Linked DNA regions of Homo sapiens: region 2 is linked to region 1. A link is a loop called in an ENCODE intact Hi-C map of the cell type or tissue named here. Cell type or tissue: endothelial cell of umbilical vein. All regions are shown on one strand. Links, peaks and the distances in the headings refer to the core of each region. The heading gives the core; the rest is flanking DNA.

Evidence for each region. Peaks named below come from ENCODE experiments on the same cell type or tissue, not always from the same donor. Only the 100,000 strongest peaks of a DNase experiment are listed, where the experiment ranks them.
Region 2: a loop joins it to region 1, with 5 times the contacts of the local background. A loop is called at or near these places in 44 of 110 quality-filtered maps.

What each region holds. Positions count from the first base shown.
Region 1 is chr12:6,604,154-6,611,002 of GRCh38, forward strand. CHD4 (chromodomain helicase DNA binding protein 4) reads right to left here and starts at 3,226. Exons shown (of 40, transcript NM_001273.5): 1 at 3,147-3,226; 2 at 2,121-2,298. The coding sequence starts at 2,220. LOC124902867 (a long non-coding RNA gene) reads left to right here and starts at 1,733. Exons shown (of 2, transcript XR_007063193.1): 1 at 1,733-1,842; 2 at 4,962-5,157. RefSeq lists enhancers at 1,797-1,956, 3,697-3,846 and silencers at 2,307-2,356, 2,537-2,596, 3,007-3,106. In endothelial cell of umbilical vein, for the core only: no CTCF peak of the experiment used is centred there; a DNase peak (open chromatin) is centred at 3,308; H3K4me3 peaks cover 1,060 bases.
Region 2 is chr12:6,765,389-6,769,664 of GRCh38, forward strand. PTMS (parathymosin) reads left to right here and starts at 975. Exons shown (of 5, transcript NM_002824.6): 1 at 975-1,362; 2 at 4,215-4,276. The coding sequence starts at 1,318. RefSeq lists silencers at 840-1,169, 1,280-1,779. In endothelial cell of umbilical vein, for the core only: a CTCF peak has its summit at 1,563; DNase peaks (open chromatin) are centred at 923 and 1,643; H3K4me3 peaks cover 2,393 bases; H3K27ac peaks cover 769 bases.

The DNA of each region.
Region 1 (6,849 bases), core at 2,298-4,797:
AATCCCAGCTACTCAGGAGGCTGAGGCAGGAGAATCGCTTGAGCCCGGGAGGCGGAGGTTGCAGTGAGCCAAGATCGCACACTGCACTCCAACCTTGGCGACAGAGTGAGACCCCATCTCAAAAATAAAAAAGAAAATAATATCCCTCCTTCAATCCCTGACATGTTCTTAGCTCTTAACCCCCAAAATTAGCCCTAAAATGTCTCTGGCTCCCCACTTCCTGAGCTAGACAGATACTAGGGAATGAGACATTAGGCTGGACAAAGCACCATCAGCCTCCCTGCTTCTCAGCCCAGAATAAGACCAGGCACAAGAACGCCCCTCCCATTCCCCCTTGGGAATGCAACATCAGCCTGGATTTCACCAGAAAGAATCATTTTCTTAAGGACTTTTCCCCACCAATCCCCAAGTCAACCCCCAACCCCCATCAGCTACATCTCACCACCCCCATAAAAGCTGGAAGTGGAGACAAAGACAACCCATGGAGGCAAAGGGGACATCCTTCCATGCACATGGAGCCCCCCAAACTTCTCAGGCAAATAATATGCTGAAATGGCAAACCGCAAACTTACTGAGATATAGAGAAGATTTAGGAAAGGGACAGGAATGGGGTGTGGCAAGTGGAAAAAGTGGGTCATGCTACAGCTCAGGACAGAGTTCACAGCTCCTGCGCAGCTCCCGGTCAACATGAAAGGCAGCCCCAGCCCAAGTGGCCAATGGGAGGCCAAGACGTGGAACCCAGAATGTTTAGGCAGCACTACTGTTTCTCATGCCCCTCTCAGAAGGACAGGGTCCCCTTACCAGCACCACAACTCCGCCCTCACCTTGGGCAAGGGCATGGAAATCTGCCCCCTACTCTACACAAGGATGAAACCAAGTTTCTCATCCCAACAGCCCAGACTCCATGACAACACTAACCCCTCTCCTAAATGGCCTCAGGTTGAAGTGAAGAATTCCAACTTAAAAAGTGCCAAATGTGAAAGCATCTCTCCCAGACCACCTCAACTTCCACTGAAGCTAAGAAGAGAGAAGGCAGAAGTGAATGATGCTGGATGAGAAACAAAAACAGGATCAGCAGGCTCCAGAATGAGAAGAAAACTAGAAGCAGAAGGAATGAAGAAATGACATGTAGAAAAAAAAATTAAACTAGAAAACATGAAGGTCAAGGAGATGAGTAGGTGACACAGCTAGGGGCTCTGAAAAAGGACACAGAAGAGAAAGACATCTGCTTAGGGGCATGACATCAACCATCATTTGAGGATAGACAACAGTTCCCCCAATCAGACAGGGTGGTTACAACCATACGGGTTTGGCCAGTTCATGAAGCCACCCCAAAACACAGATAGCGTAACCCCTAGCACACCTACACAGACACTTCACACTGCCAGCCTAAACCGCAGGCTACCTCATAGAGACAGAAGCCACTAGGAAAAAAGCCAAAACTATGTCCACTCACCAGGAGGAGGAGTGCCCTCCCTTCTTTTGCCCCTCTTCACTAGGCTATTACATCCTCCCCGAGCCCCCATCACTTCCCCACTCAAAACATTCCAGCAATCTGCCTGGCTGCTTTAAGCACTCCAGATCCTGCTGAGGAGCGCGATTCAAACTTCACACAGTTCAGACAGCACAGAAAACCGGTAACCGATCAGAAGCTAAAAATAATCAGATAGAGTGTAACCAGCACTCCCTCTTTCCTTTCCACAGCAGCAACCACAGGATCCTACTAGCACAGATGCCCGGCTGGTCTTTCAAACAGAATCCTCAACGCCCCCCTCCACCACCACCACCACAAGCCTCCAGGGGTCCCAGCTACCTGCATTCCTCCGAGGACCCACATACCAGGTAATGCCTGCCAGCCCAGAGAGCTCCCTCAACTGGGAACTGCAGAGCATTCCTCAAGACAGAGTGCAGCAAGCTGGCATCTCCGTGCCCAGGAGGCACATGGCTTCCACCCCCCTCACACCAGAGCTCCGCAGAAGGGAACCACTCCCTTCGGATACCCTCCACCTCCGGCTCTGCACAGAGACAGCGGAGCAACACAGCCCTGCCTCACCAGAGGAGTCACTCGGGAGAGCCCCAGATGTCTCCTTCCCGCCATGGGCCCTTGGGGAAGATGTTACCTGGGTGGGGTGGGGGCAGGCTGTTGTTCAAAAGTGCATCCATATCCTCCTCCTCACTGCCCGCCGAGCAGGGGGACGGGGAGCCCAGGCCCGACGCCATCCCCTTCCGCTCCCGGCCAGGGAATTGGCCCAGCTGCTCCTGCCGGCGGCCTGAGGACCTCTACACTGGCCCGAGTCACTGTGCGGGGGAGGGGGGAGAAACACAGAACAGTCAGTGACGCGCACTGTCCCCCTCCCCCACACCCACCCGCTCTTTCCGCCCCCCACCCCAGCCACCCTAGCAGGGCACCCGAACCGCTCAGGCTGAACTTAGTTCCACACTCCTCGGGGGCAGCCCGGAAGCCGGCTCCCCGGCAGGCGCCCCCACGGAGCGAGGGAGCGACGCCTCCGAGGGCAGGCTGGTGCAAGCGCGGGGAGGGGAGACGCGGGGCTGGACCGAGCGGGGTGTGACGGGGGAGGGGGTCCGAGTGGCAGCGGCGCGGGGGGGCCAGGGGAGGCCGCAGGCGGCGAGGCGCTCGGGGACACAAGGTCACTTGGGGGTGGGGGGGCGCCTCCCTGCGCCCGGGGAGGGGCCAGTCCCCAGACAGGGCAGCTCTCCAAAGGCTGTCCTCTGGGACAACTCAGGTTCTCCTCAAGAGCTGCGGGGACGAGGGGGCGTGGAGGCTCGGGCGCTGCGGGGGGCCGGAGGCAGGGACGCGGGGGGCGAAAGCGTCCCACCGGGAAGGGGGCCGGGCCACGTGTCCCGGGGGGCAAGTGATCAAAGGGCGAGGGGGTGGGCGCCGGGCATTGTGGGAGACCAAGCCGGAGGCGGGGGGTCGCGGGGAGCAAGACTCCGGCAGGGTTAGGGCGGGGGCTGGGGAGGAGGCCGGGCGCCCTGCAGGGCCAGGAAAGGAAGGGTCGGCTCCTCTGGGCAAGGGGCGGTCCGCGGGTCCGGAGACGCCTGAGGAAGGGGCGGGTGACGGGATGACCCTCGGGGCTGGTAGGGCCGTGAGGGGCGTCTCTTTGGGAACCCCGCGCTCTCCTCACCCCGGAGCCGCCGCAGGTCGCGCTGGGTCCGGCTCGGTGTCACTCCCGCTCCGGCTCCTCCTCGCCGCGGCCGAAGGGGGGAAAATGGCTCCGGCTCCAGCGTCGCCTCTTAAAGGGCCTGAAACACCGGCCGGGAAATCCCACCGCACAGGCCCCGCCCCCCCACGGACAGCCCATAATAACCTCAACCAACTCCAACCCCCCCCTTCCACTACCGCCACCCTCCTCCCCAGGTCTCCCGGGCAACCCCCGCCCCCTCGTCGCTCAGGCAACCACTGGCCACGCCCCCTTCGCAGCGGGCGCGCGCGCGTCACCTGGGCAACCGCCCACCTCCTGGCCATCCCATAATACACACGGACACCCCCCCCCCCAACACACACACACACACACACACACACACACACACACACACACACAACACACACACACCCTGCCCCCCCACATTTCATACACATATGCCAGAGACTGCTGACATCTCAAAATATTGCAGACCTTTTGCAACTAACCCTCTTAGACATCCCATAATAGACATCCTTTGCCAACTTCTTCTTCACTCTTGGACCTAATGCTAACATCCCATAATAATTCATCACCCCTCCCTCCCCATGGCCATCCCATAATAAGCACCCCTCGCAGCACTTATGCCTCATATCCCATAATATTCAGCCCCATCCCCCACAGACATCCCATAATAACCATCCTTCATCCACCCCCAGTTTGATATCCCATAATAGTCAGAAACTCACCCCCCCCCATACTACAACAACGGACACTCGGCCTCCTCCCACACACATCCCGTAATAATCAGTCTCCCACTTTCTATACTGACATCCCATAATAACTAACCCCCTAGAGCTGCCCTCAGTCCCTGCAGGCCAGGGTCTAGAGGCTCACATCACCCCCAGCCTTCCCTCTTCTAGCTCCACAGCCTATAGTAAGTACCCCTCCTCTATCAAAAAGATAACCCATAATGATCAACAGCCCTACTGTCGCCCCACAGATGGACATCTAATCTCTTTTCCTCTAACACTGGAAAGCTATCCCATAATAATTTTACTCTCCTACCCACATCCTGACATCCCATAATAATTGCAAGGAGCCCGTGGTCAACCAAACATACCATAATACTCCCAACACAACCCAGTGTCACATCCCATAATGCTTCATCTCCACTCTACCACCCCTATACCCTTCGAGCCAGGCATCCCATAATATTCATATTCTTCCCACCCCCATCTCCAGGCGCTGTCAGTCTATTCTAACACCCAGAGCAGGGAGGGCCAGGCAGGCTACCCACGCTTCCTTGTCCCCGCCCCCACTTGCACACACCTTAATCCCTTTCTGGGCCAAAGTAGTATCCTGGCAAAAAGCCTCCTGATGTCTGGGACCCCAGCTTCCCTCATACCATCATTTCCAGACACTCGGGGGCTGGGAGCCCACCTAGGGCCCCACCCAGTCCCACCAAAATCTAGGTATTTTCCAGATGCTTACCTCCAGCTCCTAAGTTTTGAGGAACACCAACCAACCAAAATACCAAGCTGACAGATGAAACATTTACATGAAGTCTAATTCACCCTACAGCATCCCATAATAATTACCAACTCCCATCCAAAGACTATCTCTCAACATTCTAGCAATCCTCCCCCTCACCACATCCCCAGGTCAGGGATCTTTCACCAACACCCCCAGGCCATTCCTGGGGATGGACATCCCATCACGATGTGAACTCAGGTTCCTGCTCTATACACACCAAGAGTGAAGGCCTGCCCTCCCGCTACTCACCACTACTCATGTTCATTCAACCTGTGTTGACAGAGTACCTAGCAAGGCCGAGCTCCGCACCATGGAGAATCAAGGAAGACCAGGGGGCCTCCCTTCAAAAAGCATAAGCAACCAAGCAAACTATGATACACGACAGAATGGTGCCAAGGGAGAACTGCTGAGCACTGTTTCCCAATTTCCTGTTACAGAAAATAAAATCCCACTGGTTCCAAGAGAGAACATATCCCAATAAGATTTATCGTGGTCCTTCTAGAGGCTGGAAGATGATACTTAAAGGATTTATGGGTATAGACCATAGTCAACATGATCTCCTATCTGTTCCCTACTTACTAGGGGATTTTTCTTGGAAAGCAATGTTCATCCATCCAGCATTCCTAATACTGAAATCCTATAATATGTTCATGTCCTTCCTTCTTAAGAGACTCCACAATATACCAGCATTGTTTCCCTCATTCTTGAACACCAAATCCTGCTTATCCTCAATGTCCCATATTTTTCAGGCACTTTCCCATTTTATATCCTGAAGTCTCATAGTATCTCCAATGGCCTCCATCCTCATCTTGTTGGGGCCACATTCTCCACCTCAAAAAAAAAAAAATCTTTAGTTGTATAATGTTCCCCATCTTCCCCTGCCTGTATAGAAGTCAATATTCCAGCGGGGCATGGTGGCTCATGCCTGTAATCCCAGCACTTTGGGAGGCCAAGGCAGGTGGATCACAAGGTCAGGAGTTCAAGACCAGCCTGGCCAAAATGGTGAAACCCCGTCTCTACTAAACATACAAAAATTAGCCTGACATGGTGGCACGTGCCTGTAATCCTAGCTACTCAAGGGCTGAGGCAGGAGAATTGCTTGAACCCAGGAGGTAGAGGTTGCAGGGAGCTGAGATTGCACCACTGCACTACAGCCTGGGCAACAGAGCAAGACTCTGCCTCAGAAAAAAAAAAAAAAAAAAAGAAGTCAGCAGTCCAGGAAACCTTCTACATTGAATTATGCCCCAAGGTAGCCCTCCAGCGTATACCATCTCCTTCCCTTATTATGCATACCCTCCAGCCACCCTATGGACCCAATCCTAGAAGCTGAAATAACCGAATTTTTTTTGTTTTGTTTTTTGTTTTTTTGAGAGACAGGGTCTCAGTGGCGCAATCACAGCTCACTGCAACCTCAACCTCCTGGGCTCAAGTGATCATCCCACCTCAGCCTCCCACCTGTAGCTGGAACCACGGGCATACACCACCACACCCAGCTAATTTTTAAATTTATTGTAGAGACGGGGTTTCACTATGTTGCCAGGCTGATCTTGAACTTCTGGACTCAAGTGATCTTCCCACCTCAGGAAAGAGCCTAATTTTTTTTTTTTTTTTTTTTTTTGAGACGGAGTTTCGCTCTTGTTGCCCAGGCTGGAGTGCCATGGCGCGATCTCGGCTCACTGCAACCTCAGCCTCCCAGGTTCAAGTGATTTTCCTGCCTCAGCCTCCCGGGTAGCTGGGATTACAGGCATGTGCCACCATGCCCGGCTAATTTTGTATTTTTAGTAGAGACGGGGTTTCTCCATATTGGTCAGGCTGGTCTCGAACGCCCAAACTCAGGTGATCCGCCCGCCTCGGCCTCCCAAAGTGCTGGGATTACAGGCGTGAGCCACTGCGCCTGGCCAGGAAAGAGCCCAATCTTAAAACCCTTTGGCCCTCAGAAAACCTAACCCATCAGCCTGTCACTTTTCCCTTTTCCTGACTCCCAGAGATTCAGGACCTGAGTGAAAACCAATGTCCCAGCACCACTGCCTTGCTGCCCTAACCCCAGGCCAAGGATAATGTCTCCCTCTGCTCATGTACCTTTTTTGCATGGGTCCAAGACCTATGGAAGTGGGACGAGTTGAAAAGAAACTTGGACTTCCTTGTAGAAAGGGCCCTTTACTAACCAGTA
Region 2 (4,276 bases), core at 205-2,704, 160 kb after region 1:
AGTTGAGGAAAGCCAGCCAAGAATAGAGGGCCAGGTGCCTGACTCAGATAAGACAAGAGCAGGGTTGTCTGGGAAAGATAGGGAAAGAGACCAGAGGTGGAAGGGCAGAAGAGAGTCAGTGAGGAGTGGAGAAGAGGTGAGAGAAGAATGGGAGCGATTCGAGTTATAATTGGTTGTGAAGGAGGGGTCTAGGTACAGATGACTGAGGACGGATGAAGAGAAATAGAAGGACCAGGCGAATAAAAGTGAGGTGAGACGGGCGAATAAGAGAGGTAGAAGATGGAAGAGAGCTGGAAGACAGCAAAGGAGACCAGGGGGCCTGACTCCCCCCGGCTCACAGCACGGGGCCAGGAAGGGAGGCACCCGGCAAGGGTCACAAGTGTCAATCTGGCGGGACAGAAGGCTGGGCCGCCCTTTCTGCCCTCCCATCCCTCCTCAAGGCCATCCAGAGAATGTGGATGGAGGATGAGAGGGGGAAATCCGGCGTGGTGTGGAAGGAGCGCCCGAACCCTCTTCCTCTTCTTTAAGCTTTTGGTTTCTCAAATACCTGCCCTATCTTCCCATCTGCTCCCCTCACCCCACCCCTTGGCAAAATCCCAGGGCTTTTTTTGGGGTCAGTAGGATTCTGGCCACCTCTCCAGTCCGCCCCCAAAAGCCAGACTCCACATTCGCAGGCAGTAGGTTGGGATTTGGAAAGGTGCCTCCCCGCAGGAACCCCACCCCTTCCCACCTCCTCGCCCCACTCTTTCTCCGCGGCCGTCAGTCTCTCCATTTCCCCCTCCTGGTCTCGTCCTCCCTCCCGACTCCCTAGCTCTCCCTCCCCTCGCTTTCATCCTCCTATCCCCACCTCTCCAACCTCCTCTTTCATCCCCCTCCCCTCTCCTCTCCTCCCCGCTCCCGCCTGCCCCACCCCTGGGAAGCCCCTCCCGTCGGGCAGCGCCGCCTTATAAGCGGGTTCCCTTCCCGGGGGCGGCAGCGGCTGGTCGGCGGCAGCTCTGCTGGTGCGGGGGCGGCGAGCCCGGGATCGAGCTACCGCGGCCGAGCGCGCCGGCCACCGCCTGCACCGCCCTTCCGCCCGCCCTCCGGACGGCCGCAGCCCTGCGGGTCTCCGCTCCAGACCCACCCCCGCCCCACCCCGCGCGCCTCTGCCGCCTCTTCCAGAGACCCAGCTTGCCGAGCGGCCGCCGCTGCCGCTGTCGCCGCCGCCGCCGCCACCGCGCCAGGTTCCGGCCGCGGCCACCCTCCGCCGTCCAGGGCCCCTCCGTCTCGGCCCCGGGACCCCGGCTCCCCGCCAGCCCCGGCCCCGGCCCCGGCACCATGTCGGAGAAAAGCGTGGAGGCAGCGGCCGAGTTGAGCGCCAAGGTACGGGCGGGGGCGGCGGCGGCCCGGACCTCGCGCAGCCCTGGGGCCCGGCGCGGTCCTTCGCCCCAGGCCGCCCCCGACGGCCCCGCGCGGCCCTTGCGCCCGGGTCCTGGCGGACCCCACTGCGCCCTCCCACCGCTCCCCGGCCCGGAGCTCCTTTCCCGGCTCCGCGCGGCTAGCGCCAGCGCCCTCTAGCTGCCCTGCGCGCACCACGGCGCCCGGCCTCGCCGCTCCGGTCGCGCCGTCCCCCGCAGCCGTCCCCACCCCTCTTCGGCCCCACCTCGCTGACCGGATCCCGTCCGGCTTCCCGTCCGAACGCCCCGAGTCTCACTTTGCCGCGCCCCCTCCCTGCGCCCCGCTGCCGCGTCTTTGCTTGCAACCTGACCTCACCTTTCCTCGCTAAGCGGTTTGAGATCCTCAAGTGTAAACAGGACTCTCCCTGGAGGCTGCTCCTCCGGGCCCCTCCCCGCGGCCCGACCGTCGCTCGCTTCTCTCCCCGGACGGCGGCCGCCTCTGTTTTCTCGTTCCCTCCCCTCAGCTGGCTTTCAGCTTTCTTTTCTCTTCATCGTCCCCTTCCCGCATACACACTGAAAGAATCTCGAATTCCTAAAAATTAGAAGCGGGGCAGGACTAGCCTTCGAAAAAGCCGAGGCTGGGCATTGCATGGCATTGCGTCGAGCTGTCCTCGCCCTCATCAGCTCCCTTCCCCGGCCCCATCCGTTCGCCCTTGCCTCTCTTCCAGCCTTCCTCTAATTTCCCCAGGGAACCTGCGGAGTGTCGCTTTGGGAAATTAACGCGGCCGGGGTTTGGGGGCTGGGAGCCCTATCTTGTGTGTGTATGTGTATGGCGGGGGGGGGGGGCGCGGTGGTTGCTGAGGGGCCGTCACACAGGTCTCCCGGAGGCCCGCGGAGTGAAACGGGGGGAGCCAATGGGATTAACGGCGGTGGGAGAGGGGCTGTGTGCGATCTGCCAAGGTGCGCCCGTGTGGCCCTCCGGCGGGCTGTGCGGTGGCATGTGACTTCACTGAGTAGGTGTCTTTGTATGTCTGAAATCCAGCGAGTGTGTGGGACTGCCCGTGTCAGTTACATGTGTGCATGTGGAGACGTAGATGTTCTGGAGCCATGTTGTCGCTTTGTGAGTGCTGAGTGGCTCCGCTGTGCTCCCGTGCTGTCTCAAGAGTGTGGACCAGAATGGCCCAACGCTGGGCCATGTGTCTCCCATCGCGTGGGTGCTCCTCTCTAACTGTGTCTGTGCATGGCTGTCGGCCGGTGTCGGTGTGTGTGCCTGTGTTGAGTAAATGAGGCCAGAGGGCTGCTTAGCAGAAGACCTAGGGCCCAGGTCACATATTCTCCTGGAAAAGGGATCATGGAAGGACAGTGACCAGAAGGACAGAACAGGGGAGGAGAGGGCCCGGCCCCTTGAACTTTGGTCTCTGGTATTCTCCCTCCCTGCATCAGCCCAGATGGGAAAGTCAGGCCAGGGCCATACAGACTTTTGGTGCTGGGGCCCCCAGAGAGAAGCTGACCAGCTCTTTGCTCTCCTGGCCCAGGACGTAGGGAAGAGCCCCCTAGGTAGTGGAAATGCCATACTGACCTTGTGGCACAGAAATGAAGACCTCACGGTGGGGTGGAAGGGCACCCTCTCTGGAGTGAGAGTGAAGAGTTCTGAGCTACCCTTAAAGGGAGAAGGGAATTGAGTGCCCCCCAGGGCAGCCGTTCTGCACCAGGCTCCTCTCCTATCCCCTATCCTGTTCCAGAAAGGACCCCCCCGCCCAGGGTGATCTCACACAGGAGACTTCCATTCACATGGAATCAGATACACAGCGTGGCACACCAACACCAGATCAGATCACACAAGGACACCTACCGTGTTACACTGTGCCTGCCAAGGAGTGGGTGGGGAGAGCACTGGAATCTGAATTGGGAGGCTAGTGTAGTGTCCAGAAGGGACTCAGATGTGCCATATCAGCACAGGACGTCAACCTATGCCTGCTAGGATCTTGGGGTGAAGGAGAGGGGCTGGCTGGTGGGAGGGTCTCCTAGACTGGTCCCTCCCTCTTCTCCATTCCTATCCCACCCCAGTCACAGACCTTGTTTGTTGCTCTCTCCTTGTTTCCCACGCCTGCTACTCTTCCCCTCCTTGTTTTCTCTTCTACTTCACCTACATTTCCACCGTAAATGGCTACTTCCACTACACCCATGCATACACCATGGGAGGCAGGGATAGAGGAAACTACTTGAACTGTTTTGGGGCGGGGAGGGCAGAAAGTGGGAGGGGTGCTGGGAATGTGCTAAGGTGTAGTGTTTGGCCAAGTAGGGGCCTGAGGATTAGGGAGACACAGATGGAGAGAAACAAAGACCTTAGAAGCTGAAGGGGAAGCTGGGAGGGATGCCCAGGAGAGAGAGTCCTCAGGAAAAGGCCCCAGAGGTAGACAAAAGGCAGAGCTGGGCGGGCAGTGGCGGGGCAGGCAAGGGAGGCGGAGGGACACAGGAGGGGGCGGGGCACTGAGGCTGCAAGCAGATGGAGAGGATTTGCTTTGCTGAGCTGAACTCTTCAGCCAGTGAGGTTTGGGAGAACTTGATGGGGGTGGGGATCATTACCCTGGTTGCCCGCTCCTGCTTCTTCATCCCTTTCCCACCTCACCTTGGGTCTTGGGGAAGGAGGTGTTTGGTCTCAACCCCTTCATGGCCCTAATGTAAGGACCCTAGGGCCCCTATTCTGTCTCTAAGCTGTGGCCACCTTATTCAGTTCACACACCTCTAAGCTCACTACAGAGGGAGAACTGGGGCTGCAGGGACTTAGGGGCTGCAAGCCATTTGTGGTGAGAAAGGTGACCTCTTTCTCCTTTGCAGGACCTGAAGGAGAAGAAGGAGAAGGTGGAGGAGAAGGCAAGCCGGAAAGAGCGAAAGAAAGA